Regions from separate parts of the Homo sapiens genome. Here region 1 is linked to region 2. The links are chromatin loops, found by intact Hi-C in ENCODE. Cell type or tissue: PC-9. All regions are shown on one strand.

Region 1 (8,000 bases), 51 kb before region 2:
GGGGAAACCATACACATGAAGTGTCTTGGCAGAGGTGATAGTGTCAAGGACCCCATGCCTATTCCAGCCCAGAGCTCTCTCGACCACACTTTATTACATTATTACATTCCCAGAGCTTTCTTGTTTGACACATGTGTGCCAGAATTGGTTCCTTGTCCTGGTATTCTGCCACTTTGCAGGAATCTCCAGTAAAATAAGATGAATTTTTATTGTTGTTAATATTGTTACCCACCACCAGAATAGCCAAAATAAAAACGGAAGACTTTATGAGCCTTAATGATTCTGGTACCTCACTATTTATAAATGCTGATCAGATGAGACATTTGTTTTGATAGTGAAGGCCAATGCAACCCTGCATCAACAAAACTCCACTTGTTCATATGCAAATATAAAATTGCAGTAATTTATCTAAGTATTTATGGAGATTTTATCTAAAGAGCTTCTTTTTAAAAAGTCAAATAAAAAGTCCAGTAAGTCGGTAGAATAACGGGCAAAGACCTTTCCTAGAAAAAGCAGCTTCCTCGTGGGAGAATTTCAAATAATTTATGTAAATATTCCCCACTCCCCTCTAGGAGATGGAGCTTAAATCTCCCCGACTTGAGTGTAGGTTGGACTTACTAACTTGTTTCCAAAAAAATAAGTATGGAAGGTGGTGAGTGTATACAGTAGGGAAACAACCTTGGCCACGATTAACATTACCAGCAATAAATCATGGAGTAGCATGCACTACACCTCCCACCACTCCAATCATATGAATTCCCCAAATTCATAACCCTAGTCTAGTCATGTGAAAAACAGCAAACTGGGGAGACATCATAATTAAATGCAATGCATACAGTAACCTGGATTGGATTCTAGAACAGAAATGGACATTAATGGGAAAACTATTGGAATCTAAATAAAATGTGGAACTTAGTAATGTATCAGTGTTGGTTTCTGGGTATTGACAAGCACACCTTGGTGATGTAAGAGGAACCCAAGTGAGGGGTCTGATAATCCATAGCATACAGGAAAAGGATGGGGGGTAGGTAGGTAGCCATCCTGTTCCTGAGAAAAGAGTCACATTCTAAAAACTTTCCATAATTCAAGTCATAAAAGTAAGAAAACCATTTTTATTATTATTTTTTTCAGAGTCTCACTCTCACCCAGCCTGGAGTGCAATGGTGTGATCTTGGCTCACTGCAACTTCTTACCTCCCTAGTTCAAGCACTTCTCATGCCTCAGGTGATCTGCCTCCCAAAGTGCTGGGATTACAGGCATGAGCCACCGTGCCTGGTCTCACACATATGGATTAAAGCCACCGCACCTGGCCAGAAAAACCTTTTTTAAAAAGAAGGCCCAGCACAGTGGCTCACACCTGTAACCCCAACACTTTGGGAAGCCGAGGTGGGTAGATCATCTGAGGTTCAGAGGTCAAGACCAGCCTCACCAATATGGTGAAACCCCGTCTCCACTAAAAATACAAAAATTAGCTGGGTGTGGCGGTGGGCATCTGTAATCCCAATTACTTGGGAGGCTGAGGCAGGAGAATCACCTGAACCTGGGAGGCAGAGGTTACAGTGAGCCGAGATCATGCCACTGCACTCCAGCCTGGGCAACAGAGCAAGACTCTGTCTCAAAATAAATAAATAAAAATTAATTAAATTAAATTAAAAAGAACACCCCTCATAAAGAAAACTCTTTCACTTGTTTCAGAGAGGCAATATAATGGGAAACTGGCCTGTTCCAAGTTTGCCCTTAATTCAATCTTCTTTTTTTTTTTTTTTTTTTTTGAGACGGAGTCTCACTCTGTCGCCCAGGCTGGAGTGCAATGGAGTGATCTAGGCTCACTGCAACCTCCGCCTCTGGGGTTCAAGTGATTCTCTCACCTCTGTCTCCCCAGTAGCTGGGATTACAGGCACGCACCACCAAGTCCGGCTAATTTTTGTATTTTTACTACAGACAGGGTTTCACCATGTTAGCCAGGCTGGTCTCGAACTCCTGACCTCAAGTGATCTGCCCGCCTTGGCCTCCCAAAGTGCTGAGATTACAGGTGTGATCCACTGCACCCAGTCAGTCAATCATCAGATCTTGAGAGTAAACATGTAAAATGATATTTAAAATTCCACTAGATTAATAAACCAAAATCTCTAATATCAAAAAGGATGAGTAAGACTTCTGTGTTATATTAGTCTTAACTTAAGCAACAAAAACATCATCAGAAAAGTTAAGAAATTAGCTCCAAGAAGAAGTAAATCGGTCTTAAATTAGGATTAAAACATGGGTTTAAATGAACCAGTATGCCATTACTCCTTGAACATGAGGACATATCGCCTAAAAGGACTCACCAAAAGCATACATACAGGTGGGAAATCCTAAATCTATGCACTGACACTAAGCACACATCCATATCCAGCACCGTGAGGCACAACACTTTGCAAAGATATCCTCAAAAATATTTTTCACGAGTTTCTACCCTATGTGTTTTGGGTTTACATAGTCAACCTAAATTATATAAGGAAAAAAAAAAAAGATTAGGCTTTAGAAGATGTTTCTAGCCAGGTGCAGTGATTCACGCTTATAATCCCAGCACTTTGGGAGGCTGATGCGGGTGGATCACATGAGGTCAGGAGTTCGCGACCATCCTGGCCAACATGGTGAAACCCCTCTCTACTAAAAATACAAAAATGAGCCATGCATGGTGGTGTATGCCTGAAATCCCACCTGCTTGGGAGGCTGAGGCAAGAGAATCACCTGAACCTGGAAGGCGGAGGTTGCAGTGAGCTGAGATTGCGCGACTGCACTACACCCTGGGCGACAGAGTGAGACCTGATCTCAAAAAAAAAAAGAAAAGAAAAGAAACCTTTTCTGAGCAGGTGCTGTGGGAGTAATCCCAGCACTTTGGGAGGCTGAGGTGGGTAGATCGCTTGAGTCAGAAGTTCAAGACCAGCCTGGCCAACATGGTAAAACCCCATCTCTACTAAAAATACAAAAAATCAGCCAGGTATATGGTGGCAAGCCTGCAGTCCCAGTTACCTAGGAGGCTGGAACAGGAGAATTGCTTGAACCCAGGAGGCAGAGGTTGCAGTGATGGCACCACTGCACTCCAGCCTGGGTGACAGAGTGAGACTCCATCTCAAAACAAACAAATAAACAAAAAAACAGAAACATTTTCTTAAAAATGTCTCAGCTTGGCGGGACACCGTGGCTCACACCTATAATCCCAATACTCAGGGAGGCTGAGCAGGCGGATCGCTTGAGGTCAGGAGTTTGAGACCAGCCTGGCCTACATGGTGAAACCCTACCTCTACTGAAATACAAAAATTAGCTGAGTGTGGTGGCACATGCCTATAATCCTAGCTACTCAGGAGGCTGAGGCAGGAGAATCGCTTGAACCCGGGAGGTGGAGGTTGCAGTGAGCCTAGATCACACCACTGCACTCCAGTCTGGGCGACACAGCGAGACTCTGTCTCCAAAAAAAAAATAAAAAAAATAAAAAAATCTCAGCAAAGTGATTTCAAAGAATGAAAAGAATCTGTTTCCACTCAAATAAATGGGTACATCAAGAAACATTACAACTTACACAAGCTTAATCTTAATTTTGGAATCCACTGCATTAGTTGGTTCATAGGTTTATTTCACGTGTGTGTGTGTGTGTGTGTGTGTGTGTGTGTGTGTGACAAAAAGTCTCACTCTGTTGCCCAGGCTGGAGTGCAGTGGCGCGATCTCGACTGACCGCAACCTCCACCTCCCAGGTTCAAGGAATTCTCTTGCCTCAGCCTCCTGAGTAGCTGGGATTACAGACGCCTGTGACCACACCCGGCTAATTTTTGTATTTTTAGTAGAGACGGGGTTTCACCATGTTGGCCAGGCTGGTCTTTAACTCCTGACCTCAGGCAATTCGCTCGCCTCAGCCTCCCAAAGTGCTAGGATTACAGGTATGAGCCACTATGCTCAGCCTTCTCCTTCATTTTTTTGTTTCATACATACAACCAGTGGGAGATAGGGGACAGACAAGCTAGAAGGAAATATTTATTGATCACCTATTATGTGCCAGACACTTTCACAAATATGAGCTTGTAATCTTCGCAACTTTCTGAACTATTAATAGATACCTAAAGCAGTGCTTAAAAATTAAGACTATAAAAAACATAGGAAAATACTGTGATAAAGCAAAAACAAAAGCAAATTATAAAACATGCCATAGTTAAGGTATTGAGAGGAAGGAATGTCAATGAGCTTCACAAAGGGAAAAATGCCCATGAGTCATTCAGCTTCCTGCCATTCTAAAGTAAAGTACAACAGGTCAGATATTCTCCAGTATTTAAACAGAATCCTTGTAGAAAATAAATCAGAAAACTGCCTCCAGGAAGGGAAAATGGAAGGCCAGGAATGCCTAAGAAATGTACTTCTCTTGTGCATAACCCTTTTGCATCTTTTAATTTTGTACCATATGCCTGTATTGCCTATCCAAATATTCAACAAAATTTAGCTTAAAAAAAAAAAAAAAAAAAAAAAAAGGTTGTCCGCGGTGGTGAATGCCAGAGACCCCAGCACTTTGGGAGGCTGAGGAGGGAGGATGGCTTGAGGCCAGGAGTTTGAGACCACCCTGGGCAACATGGCAAGACCTTATCTCTACAAAAAATGTTTTTAAAGTGAGCCAGGCTAGTGTCACCTACCTCCAGTCCCAGCTACTTGGGAGACTGAGACAGGAGGATCCTTTAAGCCCAGGAGACTGACACTGCAGCAAGCCTTGATCATGTCACTGCACTCCAGCCTAGGTGACGAAGAGATCTTGTCTCAAAAAAAAAGGAAAAGAACAGGAAAAAAAAAAAAAAAAAAAACTCAACCACAGGGAAAGAGGTGTGGCCAAGATACCAATTCTATATTTTTTTTCTTTTTTTAAAAATTTTTTTCTTTATTTTCTTGTAGAGACAGGTTCTCACTATCTTGCCCAGGCTGGTCTCAAACTCAGGCTCAAGTGATCCTCCCCATCTTCGCCTCTCAAAGTGCTGGTATTACAGGTGTCAGCTAGTGCGCCTGGCCTCATTAATTCTAAATTACAAAGATCAGACTTAATCATATTCCCTCTGCAGAGAACTGTGGTTCCAACAAACACACTACTCCCTAGGCCACCCACATCATGAAAAGGTGTGTGTCATCGGAAACCCACAGCCATTATGCGGCATTACTCAAATACTAAATGACAAGCTCAAATTAGAACTACATCTTGTCTTTTACCTACTCTTCATTTTTACCCAAGTGCCTGGCTCAAAATGGAAACTGTATTTTACATGATGGCTATTGTATTAGTCTGTTCTCACACTGCTATAAAAAAATACCTGGCCGGGCGCAATGGCTCAGACCTGTAATCCCGACACTTTGGGAGGCTGAGGCGGGCAGATCACCTGAGGTCAGGAGTTCGAAACCATCCTGGCTAACACGGTGAAACCCTGTCTCTACTAAAAATACAAAAAATTAGCCAGGCGTGGTGGCAGGCACCTGTAGTCCCAGCTACTCGGGAGGCTGAGGCAGGAGAATGGCGTGAACCCGGGAGGCAGAGCTTGCAGTGAGTGGAGATCGCACCACTGCACTCCGGCCTGGGCGACAGAGCCAGACTCCGTCTCAAAAAAAAAAAAAAAAAAAAGAAAGAAAGAAAGAAAGAAAGAAAGAAAGAAAGAAAGAAAGAAAGAAAGAAAGAAAGAAAGAAGGAAATACCTGAGATGAGACTAGGTAATTTATAAAGAGAAGAGGTTTCAATGGCTCAAGGTTCTGCAGGCTGTACAGGAAGCATGATGCTGGCATCTGCTCAGCTTCTAGGGAGGCCTCAGTAAACTTATAATCATGGTGGAAGGCAAAGGGAAAGCAAGCACATATAACATGGCCAGAGGAGGAGCAAGAGAGACAAGAGGGAGGTGCTACACACTTTTAGACGACCCGATCGCCCGAGAGCTCACTCACTATCATGAAAATAGCACCAAGGGGGATATCCACCCCCATGATCCAATCATGGGCCCCCACCTCCAACACTGGGGATGACAATTCGACACAAGATTTGGCTGGGGACACAGATTCAAACCACAACTATCAGCTATAAACATCTAACACAAGCCTTTTAGGAACTACTAAAGAATAACACTATAGGCTGCACGTGGTGGCTCATGCCTGTAATCCCAACGCTTTGGGAAGCCGAGGCCAGCCTGGACAACGTGGCAAAACCCTGTCTCTACCAAAAATAGAAAAAATTAGCTGGGCACGGTAGCGAGTGCCTGTGGTCCCAGCTACTCAGGAGGCTGAGGTGGGAGGATCGATTGAGCCCAGGAGGCGGAGGCTCCAGTGAGGCAAGATTGCACCACTACACTCCAGCCTGGGTGAAAGTAAGACAAGTCTCAATTAAAAAATAATAATAGGCTGGGTGCAGTAGCTCACGCCTGTAATCCCAGCACTTTGGGAGGCCGAGGCAGGAAGATCATGAGGTCAAGAGATCGAGATCATCCTTGCCAACATGGTGAAACCCTGTCTCTACTAAAAATACAAAAATTGGCTGGCGCGCGCCTCTAGTTCCAGCTACTCGGGAGGCTGAGGCAGGAGAATCGCTTGAACCCAGGAGATAGAGGTTGCAGTGAGCCAAGATCACGTCACTGCACTCCAGCCTGGCGACAAAGCGAAACTCCATCTCAAAAAATAGTAATAATAAAACTAAAAAATAAAAATAAAAAGAGTAACACTATAAAATTCAACAGCTGGTATTTTCAAACAGTTTTTTATCCACACTCCCCTCAAATCTTCCCGATACACATTCCTCCCATTTTATTTGCACAGTTATACATGCTAAGTATTCATTATTTATCAACAGTAATATTTTTGTTAAGTGGAAGATAGAAAATGTTAAAGCAGGTGGTTGTTACGTATCTATGGGAAAAAGTCAGCTGGGAGGCTGATTCTAGGTGACAAAAATAGAATATGCTAAAAAGAAATGTAGTTTGGAGAATTTTCACCCAAATTAGAGTCTCAATGAAAGGACACAATAAAATACTGAAATACAGATGTGGGTGGATGGTGTAACATTTGAAGGGAACTGTTCAGAAGAACAAGCAGACAGGCAAGCTTAAAAGAAACAAATAATATAATCACCTAAAGAAAACAGGGCGTTTGAGGACACAGAATTAGGTAAAGGAACACTGCCAGAAGACTAGAGGAGAGAGTGTTTGTAATTCACTGCTCAGCCTTTCTTCCATTCACGTAACTGGGCAATGAAGACTTAAGGTGTTCACTGTTAAGTCATTCTTTAACGCAGCAAGCATTTATTTGGTGTAGCATAACAGTCCTGAAATGGAATCCCAGCTCTGCCTAGACTGAAGGAGAGTTCTCTAATCTCTTTAAGTTTCAATTTTCTCTTCTATAAAAATGGAGGAAACAGTTCCTTCTTCAAAGAGATTAAACAGCAAGTTAAAACAAGTAGCAAACGTCTGGTACATAGTAGGAACTTAAAATAATCAATCCAAACACCACAAATAGATTCAATCATAAGGACACTTTTAAGAAATCCAGTTACAAGGCTCATATCTAAAGCAGATTTAGCAAATTAAATAAACAAAAATAAAACATTCCTAGCAATTTCTACTTATTCTAAGCCAATTCAGCATAAAGATCCTCCAGTGTAAGTTCCCTTTTATTTATGAAGCCTACTGAGAATCAATTTGAGAGACCTTCAGCCACAAGAAATCAGGTCTACAGGGCTATCTAAATAATTAGGGGGCCAGGCATGACGGCTCATGCCTATAATCCCAGCACTTTGGGAGGTCAAGACAGGAGGACCCGTTGAGCCCAGAAGTTGCCAGCAGCAGTAGTGAGCTATGATGGTGCCACTGTACTCTAGCCTGGGAAACAAAGCAAGACCCTGTCTCTATAAATAAATAAATAACCCATTTATTTTGCAAGTGTGCTTATTCATATCAATTCACTTCTGGTCAACAAGCCAAAAAATAAGATACATAAATATAAAATAAATCAGTTCACTT
Region 2 (8,000 bases):
TGCTTGAGGTCAGGAGTTAGAGACCAGCCTGGCCAACATAAACAAACCCCGTCTCTCCACAAAAAAAAAATTTTAAAATTAGGCCAGGCACCTGTAACCCCAGCACTTTGGGAGGCCGAGACAGGTGTATCACCTGAGGTCGGGAGCTCAAGACCAGCCTGGCCAAAATGGTGAAACCCCATTTCTACTAAAAATACAAAAATCAGCCAGGCATGGTGGTGCGCACCTATAATCCCAGCTACTTGGGAGGCTGAGGCAGGAGAATCGCTTGAACGAGGGAGGCAGAGGTTGCAATGAGTTGAGATCACGCCACTGCCCTTCAGCCTGGACGACAGAGCAAGACTCCATCTCAAAAAACAAAAACAAGGCAAAACAAAAAAAACAACAACACAAAACAAAAGCAATGAAGCACAGAAAGTACCAATACTGACTCAAGCTTCAACATGAATGAACCTTGAAAACATTACACTAAGTGATAGAAGCCAGACATGAAGGTCACATACCCATTTACGTGAAAGTTCCAGAATAAGTAATCCAGAAACAAAAAGCAGGTTAGTGGTTGCCTGGTACTGAGAATGGAGAATAAGAAGTAACTCATTCTTCATTCTAACACATGTGAGATTTTCTTTTTAGGGTGATGAAAATGTTTCGGAACTAGACAAGGGCAGTGGCTCCACAACAATGCGAGTGCACTGAATGCCACTGAATTGTTCATTGTAAAACGGTTAATTTTGTTGTTTTTTTTTTTGAGATGGAGTCTCTCTGTTTCGCCCGGGCTTGAGTGCAGTAGCGTGATCTCGGCTGATGGCAACCTCTGCCTCCCCGGTTCAACCAATTCTCCTGCCTCAGCCTCCCAAGTAGCTGGGATTAGAGGCGTGCACCGCCACACCTGGCTAATTTTTTGTACTTTGTGGTTTTTCTTGAGACAGAGTCTCGCTCTGTTGCCCAGGCTAGTGTGCAGTGGCACGATCTCAGCTCACTGCAGCCTCCACCTCCCGGGTTCAAGCGATTCTCCTGCCTCAGCCTCCTGAGTAGCTGGGATTAAAGGCAGGTGCCACCACACCCGGCTAATTTTTATACTTTTAGTAGATATGGGGTTTTACCATGTTGGCCAGGCTGGTCTCAAACTCCTGACCTCGTGATCTGCCCACCTCAGCCTCTCAAAGTGCTGGGATTACAGGCATGAGCAACCACGCCTGGCTAGCTTTTTTCTATTTTTAGTAGAGACAGGTTTTCACCATATTGGCCTGGCTGGTCTCAAACTCCTGACCTCAGGTGACCCACTTGCCTCAGCTTCCCAAAGCACTGGGATTACACGCATGAGTCACCACACCTGGCCAAAAAATAGTCAATTTTGTGATGTGACTTGCACCACTTTATATAAAAAAAAGAAAACACATCTATGCAAGATGTGCATCTCCAATTTATACAAATTCATTATAAGGAAAGCAAGAGACAATAGGGATAATCAGCTTTTAACTGCAATTTAAAAGACAATTTTTCCCTAGATTTCCATTTGATATACAGTTGCACTTGGTCCTTATCAAATGTCCATTAAAAAATGCCTACTCAGCCGGGCGCGGTGGCTCACGCCTATAATCCCAGCACTTTGGGAGGCCAAGGCAGACGGATCACCTAAGGTTAGAAGTTCGAGACCAGCCTGACCAACATGGAAAAACCCCGTCTCTACTAAAAATACAAAATCAGCCAGACGTGGTGGAGCATGCCTATAATCCCAGCTACTTGGGAGGCTGAGGCAGGAGAACCACTTGAATCCGGGAGGCAGAGGCTGCAGTGAGCTAAGATCACACCACTGCACTCCAGCCTGGGCGACAGAGTGAGACTTCGTCTCAAAAAAAAAAAAAAAAACTAACACAAAACCCAAAAAAATCAAAAAAACAAAAACAAAAGCCTATTCAAGAAAAGACCCAAACCAAGCACATATTCTTAGAAAATTCAGCCCCTATTTAGCTCTGACGAGTTTATACTAGATAATACTTAACAGCCAGGTGCAGTGCCTCACACCTGTAATCCCAGCTACCTGGGAGGCTGAGGCAGGAGGATCACTGGTGCCCAAGAAGTCAAGGCTGCATGCAGTGGGCCATGTTCCCGCCACTGCACTCCAGCCTGGGGGACAGGGTGAGACCCTATCTCCCCTCCAAAAAAAAAAAAAAAACTTAAAACCTGATTTGGTGGTTCAAAAAACTACGCTACCACCCTCAAAGAAATCAGACATACATGACACCACTAGCTCCCAGAACACTCTCTGGTACTGAGTAAGATCAAAACTAGTTAAGCACCTACTCTTCTCTTCCTCCCCGCTGAACTCCCTATATCCACGCTAAGTTTGAAAGCAGAACACCAAGCCCAGCAGCTTCTATGCCAGTAAAAGTAAAGCAGGGCAGGAACTACAACCTTCAGGGAGAGTATGGGTGTAAATACAGTCAGGTGCAGTGGCTCACACCTGTAATCCCAGCACTGTGGGAGGCCAAGACAGGCAAATCACCTGAGGTCAGGAGTTCAAGACCAGCCTGGCCAACATGGCAAAACCCCGTCTCTACTAAAAATACAAAAATTAGGCCGGGCACGGTGGCTCATGCCTGTAATCCCAGCACTTTCGGAGGCCGAAGCAGGCAGATCACTTGAGGTCGGGAGTTCAAGGCCAGCCTGCCCAATATGATGAAACCCTATTTCTACTAAAAATACAAAAATTAGCCAGGCATGGTGGCGCGCACCTGTAATCCCAGCTATTCACGAGGCTGAGGCAGGAGAATCACTGGAAGCAGGGAAGCAGAGGTTGCAGTGAGCCGAGATCATGCCACTGGACTCCAGCCTGTGCAACAGAGCGAGACTCCATTTCAAAAACAAAAACAAAAAAAACCACAAAGACACACACATTGGCCTAGCCTACAGTCAGGATCATCAATATCACCATCTTCCAACTCCATACCTTCCTTGTCCCACTGGAAGGTCTTCAGAGGCAATAAGACCCATGGAGGTGTCATATTCTAGAGTAACAATGCCTTCCTTCTGGAATACCTCCTGAAGGACCTGCCTGAGGCTGTTTTACAGCAAACTGATAATTTTTATAAGTAGGAATACACTCTAAAATAACCATACAAAGTATAGCATAGTAAATCCACAAACCAGTAATACAGTTATTGTCATTACCAAGTACTATGTACTATACATAACTCCATGTGCTAGATTTTGTAAGACTGGCAGTGCAGTAGGTTTGTTTACACCAACACCACACAAACACCTAAGTAATGCTACACGCTGTTGCACTATAGACAAGGTGAAGTTACTAGGCGACAGAAATTTTTTAGTTCCATTATAATCTTATGGGACCACTGTCCTTGACCAAAATGACATTTGTTTTGCAATACATGACTGTATGTATAGCCTTCAGTCACACCATCAAAATAAATGGCTCTTCTAAAAAAAACTCCAACTATATTCTAAGTTGTGAAGATGACTATTTCAACATACATGCAGGAATAAAGCAACTCAGTCCAATTTGTCCCCAGGCAACCAAGCTAACCACCTCCCATTTCACCGGTGTTCTCACTGCCAGGAAGAAGAGGAATGTAACTGGACTACAAGTTGGCTCTGGCAACCCGAAACATAAAATTCCCCAACACCTGGGGCCACATGGAAACAACTAATCAATGGATCCAATAAAGTCTTGCTCCTAAGTGTTTTTTCTTTTCCTTTTTTTTTTTTTTTTTTTTTTGAGATGGAATATTGCTCTGTCACCCAGGCTGGAGTGCAGTGGCACGATCTCGGCTCACTGTAGCTCCACCTCCCAGGTTCAGGCAATTCTCGCGCCTCAGCCTCCCAAAATGCTGGGATTATAGCCTGGCTAATTTTTTGTATTTTTAGTAGAGACAGGGTTTCACCATTTTGGCCAGGCTGATCTTGAATTCCTGACCTTGGGAGATCCACCTGCCTCAGCCTCCCAAAGTGCTGGGATTACAGGAGTGAGCAACTGCACCCAGCCTAAGTGTTTTCTCTTAAAGAGGATTCTGGCTGACCCTCTCTAAAATACACTAAATTGAATTCTGATTATACTTATAAATCAGAATTCTTATAATACTTAAAATTAACAGTCTATCTTGTTGATCCTTTTCCTTTCTTACTGAAACATAAAATAAAGGTGCCTCTTACAGCTGAGGGCCTCTCGGACTGGATTACCACGGCAAGTTATTAGGTTCAACCATAAGACTAAGCCTCTCAATGCCTCTGTTTCCTCATCTGGAAAATGGAGATAGTAACTTTACATCATATGACTGTTGTGAGGGTCAAATGATTTGATGTGTGTTAAAACTAGCCTGGCACAGAGTAAGCAACCTGGATAGATCATTCTTTCGAGGGTTTTGTTAGTGATGACAAGTTGTACCTCCCTATCCACACACTACCCATTGCCTTATAAGGAGTGGCAAATCCCTAAGACAGCTGTTAGTTTTAGTCTATAGCATTTTAACCTTTCGTGGGAAACTAACTGACCATTATAGGATCAAAGCTGTAACTTTAACCTTTAACCTATATGCTACTATAACTATATACTAGGCAAAAATTAAATCAGAGCTTTTCAAGTCATCCAGCACTGTGATTTGGGTCAACTAGCTAATAGCAGGCCAAAATGAGATGAATAACTTAGTGGAAACACAACAATCAACAAAAAAAATTGTCAATTCTCAGTAACATTCATCTTAGAAATCAGGGGTATACACCAAGACCAATCTCTGAGTACAGTCTCCAGTCAGGAATGTATTTTTATCCCTTCCTAGTCAAATAAACTCAATCCTCCTCCCCGCAACACACATAATATTAAAGAAAAAACAAAAAACATATGTGCAATTCTAACAAAGAATATCCAAATATATAAATAAAAAGAACTCACACAAATCCATACAAAAAACCAAAACCTATAAAAACCAACACCCTATAGAAAAACAGCAAAACAGCCTAGGAAACATGGTGAAACCCTGTCTCTACAAAAAAACACAAAAATTAGCCAGGCGTGGTGGCACACTCCTGTAGTCCCAGCTACCTCGGAAGCTGAGGTGGGAGGATCATGTGAGCCCAGGAGATGAAGGTTGCAGTGAGCTGAGATTAAGCCACCGCACTCCAGCCTGGGCAACAGAGCAAGACCCTAAGGGGGAAAAAAAAGAAAAATAGCAAAAGAAAGATACATTCACAGGAGGAAACTGAGTGGCAAAAAAAAGAAAAAAAAATTTACAGACACCCCTGGGCCAGGGTTAAGACCAACAAAACCTGAAACCCCATCTCTACAAAAAATACAAATATTAGCTGGGCATAGTGGCAAGAGCCTATAAACCCAGCTACTCCGGAGGCCAAGGTGGGAAGATTACTTGAGCCTGAGAGGCTGAGGATGCAGGGAGCCAAAATTACACAACTGCACTCCAGCCTGGATGACAGAGCCAGACCCTGTCTCAAAAAGTACATATAAACAAATAAAAAATAAATAAAAAGACACTCTTTTCTTATCGATACTTAGCTAAAACACACTTAGTACTTTTTGTCACATTCTTTGCTGGGTGTGGTGGTGAACAACTGTAGTCCAAACTACTCCAGAAACTGAGGTATGAAGATCACTTGAGCCCTAGAAGTTCAAGGCTACAGTACGCTATGATCACGCCACTGCACTCCAGCCTGGGCGACAAGAGTAAGAACTCATCTCAAAAAAGGGGAAAAAAAAGGTCTTAAAAAAATTAAAAATTAAAAATTAAAAACATAAGACACTTAACCTCATCATTAATTGGAAAACTTAATTACAGGCACAGTGACTCATGCCTGTAATCTCAACACTTTGGGAGGACACAGCAGAAGGACTGGTTGAGCCCAGGAGTTGGAGACCAGTCTGGGCAACTTGGCAAAACCCCGTCTCTACAAAAAGTTCAAAAATCAGTCAGGCATACTGGCTCATGCCTGTAGTCCCAGCTTCTCAGGAAACTGAGACAGGAGGATCACTTGAGCCCTGGAGGCTGAGGCTGTAGTGTGCTGTGATCATGCCACTGCACTCCAGCCTAAGAGGCAGAACGATATCAAGTCTACAAAAAAAGAAAGAAGAGGCCAGGCACAGTGGATCACGTCTGTAATCCTAGGACTTTGGGAGGCCGATGCGGGAGATCACTTGAGGTCAGGAGTTCAAAACCGGCCTGGCCAGCATGGTGAAACCCCTTCTCTACTAAAAATATTTTTTAAAATTAGCCAGGCGTGGTAGCACATGCCTGTAATCCTAGCTACACGGGAGGCTGAGGCAGGACAATCACTTGAACCGGGGAGGCGGAGGTTACAGTGAGAGGAGACTGCGTCACTGCATTTCTAGCCTGGGGAACAAAACAAGAGCGAAACTCCATCTCCAAAAAAAAAAAAAAAAAAAGAAAAGAAAAGAAAAGAAAAAAATGCTAATATAAGCCATTAAAGGATAGCATTTAAAAAAAATTAATAACCTAACTAACACCATGACGAAGACAAGGTGAAAACAAAGTTGTTTACCTTGCTAGTGGAAATGTACTTGTTTGGAAAGCATAAAAGTACATGAATAGCATAGATTATTCCATTTACAAAAACACTAACAATAACAAGAAAACATATTATCACTTTTTTTTTTTTTTTGAGACGGAGTCTAGCTCTGTCGTCCAGTCTGGAGTGCAGTGGCACAACCTCGGCTCACTGCAATCTCCGCCTCCCGGGCTCAAGCAATTCTCCCGCCTCAGCCTCCCAAGTAGCTGGGATTACAGGTACCCGCGACCACACCCAGCTAATTTTTATATTTTTAGTAGAGACGGGGTTTCGCCATGTTGGCCAGGCTGGTCTCGAACTCCTGATCTCAGGTGATCCTCCCGCCTCACCCTCCCAAAGTGCTGGAATTACACACATGTATTTAAGTACAAAAACACGTATGGGAATTCTGACAGCCTTGAGTGTGCCACTCAGATTTCCCTTCAAGAGAGAAAATGTTGCAAGGAGTGTAGTTAACTGACAGCCCCAGCTACCAGAAATCTACTACAGCACCCATACCAAGGCTAGGCTACTCTAGGCTGCTCCCAGCCAATGACTGAACACAGCAGATGTTCACAAAGAAGGACCATTCCTGCCCAACAGACTCTTCTAACAATCTACTCTGGCTGAGATTTTCTCTGAACTGCAAGCTGCACTGCAGTTTGAGGTTCCTCTATCAATCATTAATCATCATTCCTTCCCTCTCTTCTTTCACAGGTGTCACACATGCTTCCAGTGTAAAGGCTCTTGCCACCTACACCTCCTTCCTCTCTTTATCCTTCACAAGCATACCCTAATGAACCTCTTGCACATCTAATTCTGTCTTGTCATCTGCTTCTCAGAAGATGCAAACTATCACAGAAATAATATAAACCAACTGTGAATTAATGAAGAAAGAAGGCGGGAATGAGGCTTTAGCTGTACCTGAAGCAAATATTGCCTAGTATTAAATCAGTGTTTGGTCGGGTGCGGTGGCTCAAGCCTGTAATCCCAGCACTTTGGGAGGCCAAGGCGGGTCAATCACCTGAGGTCAAGAGTTCGAAACCAGCCTGGCCACCATAGTGAAACCCCGTCTTTTTTTTTTGAGACAGAGTCTCACTTTGTCACCTAGGCTGGAGTGCAGTGGTGCCATCTACGCTCACTGCAACCTTTGCAGCCTGGGTTCAAGCAATTCTCCTGCCTCAGCCTTCTGAGTAGCTGGGATTACAGGCATGCACCACCACGCCCAGCTAATTTTTGTGTTTTTAGTAGAGAGGGGTTTCATCATGTTGGCCAGGTTGGTCTTGAACTCCCGACCTCAAGTGATCCGCCTGCCTCGGCCTCCCAAAGTGCTGGGATTACAGGTGTGAGCCACCATGCCCAGCCAGCGAAATACCATCTCTACTAAGAATACAAAAATTAGCAGCCGGGCGCGGTGGCTCACGCCTGTAATCCCAGCACTTTGGGAGGCCAAGACGGGCAGATCACGA

What was found. Peaks named below come from ENCODE experiments on the same cell type or tissue, not always from the same donor. Only the 100,000 strongest peaks of a DNase experiment are listed, where the experiment ranks them.
Region 1: a loop joins it to region 2, with 4 times the contacts of the local background. A loop is called at or near these places in 6 of 110 quality-filtered maps.

Annotation. Positions count from the first base shown.
Region 1 is chr14:102,651,610-102,659,609 of GRCh38, reverse strand. The region is part of intron 2 of RCOR1 (REST corepressor 1); the gene reads right to left. Among named protein-coding and RNA genes, the nearest start is that of RCOR1, 63 kb to the right of the region's middle. RefSeq lists an enhancer at 5,843-6,342. In PC-9, no CTCF peak of the experiment used is centred here; a DNase peak (open chromatin) is centred at 4,249; H3K27ac peaks cover 2,761 bases.
Region 2 is chr14:102,600,804-102,608,803 of GRCh38, reverse strand. The region is part of intron 2 of RCOR1 (REST corepressor 1); the gene reads right to left. Among named protein-coding and RNA genes, the nearest start is that of RCOR1, 12 kb to the right of the region's middle. In PC-9, no CTCF peak of the experiment used is centred here; a DNase peak (open chromatin) is centred at 3,543; H3K27ac peaks cover 2,952 bases.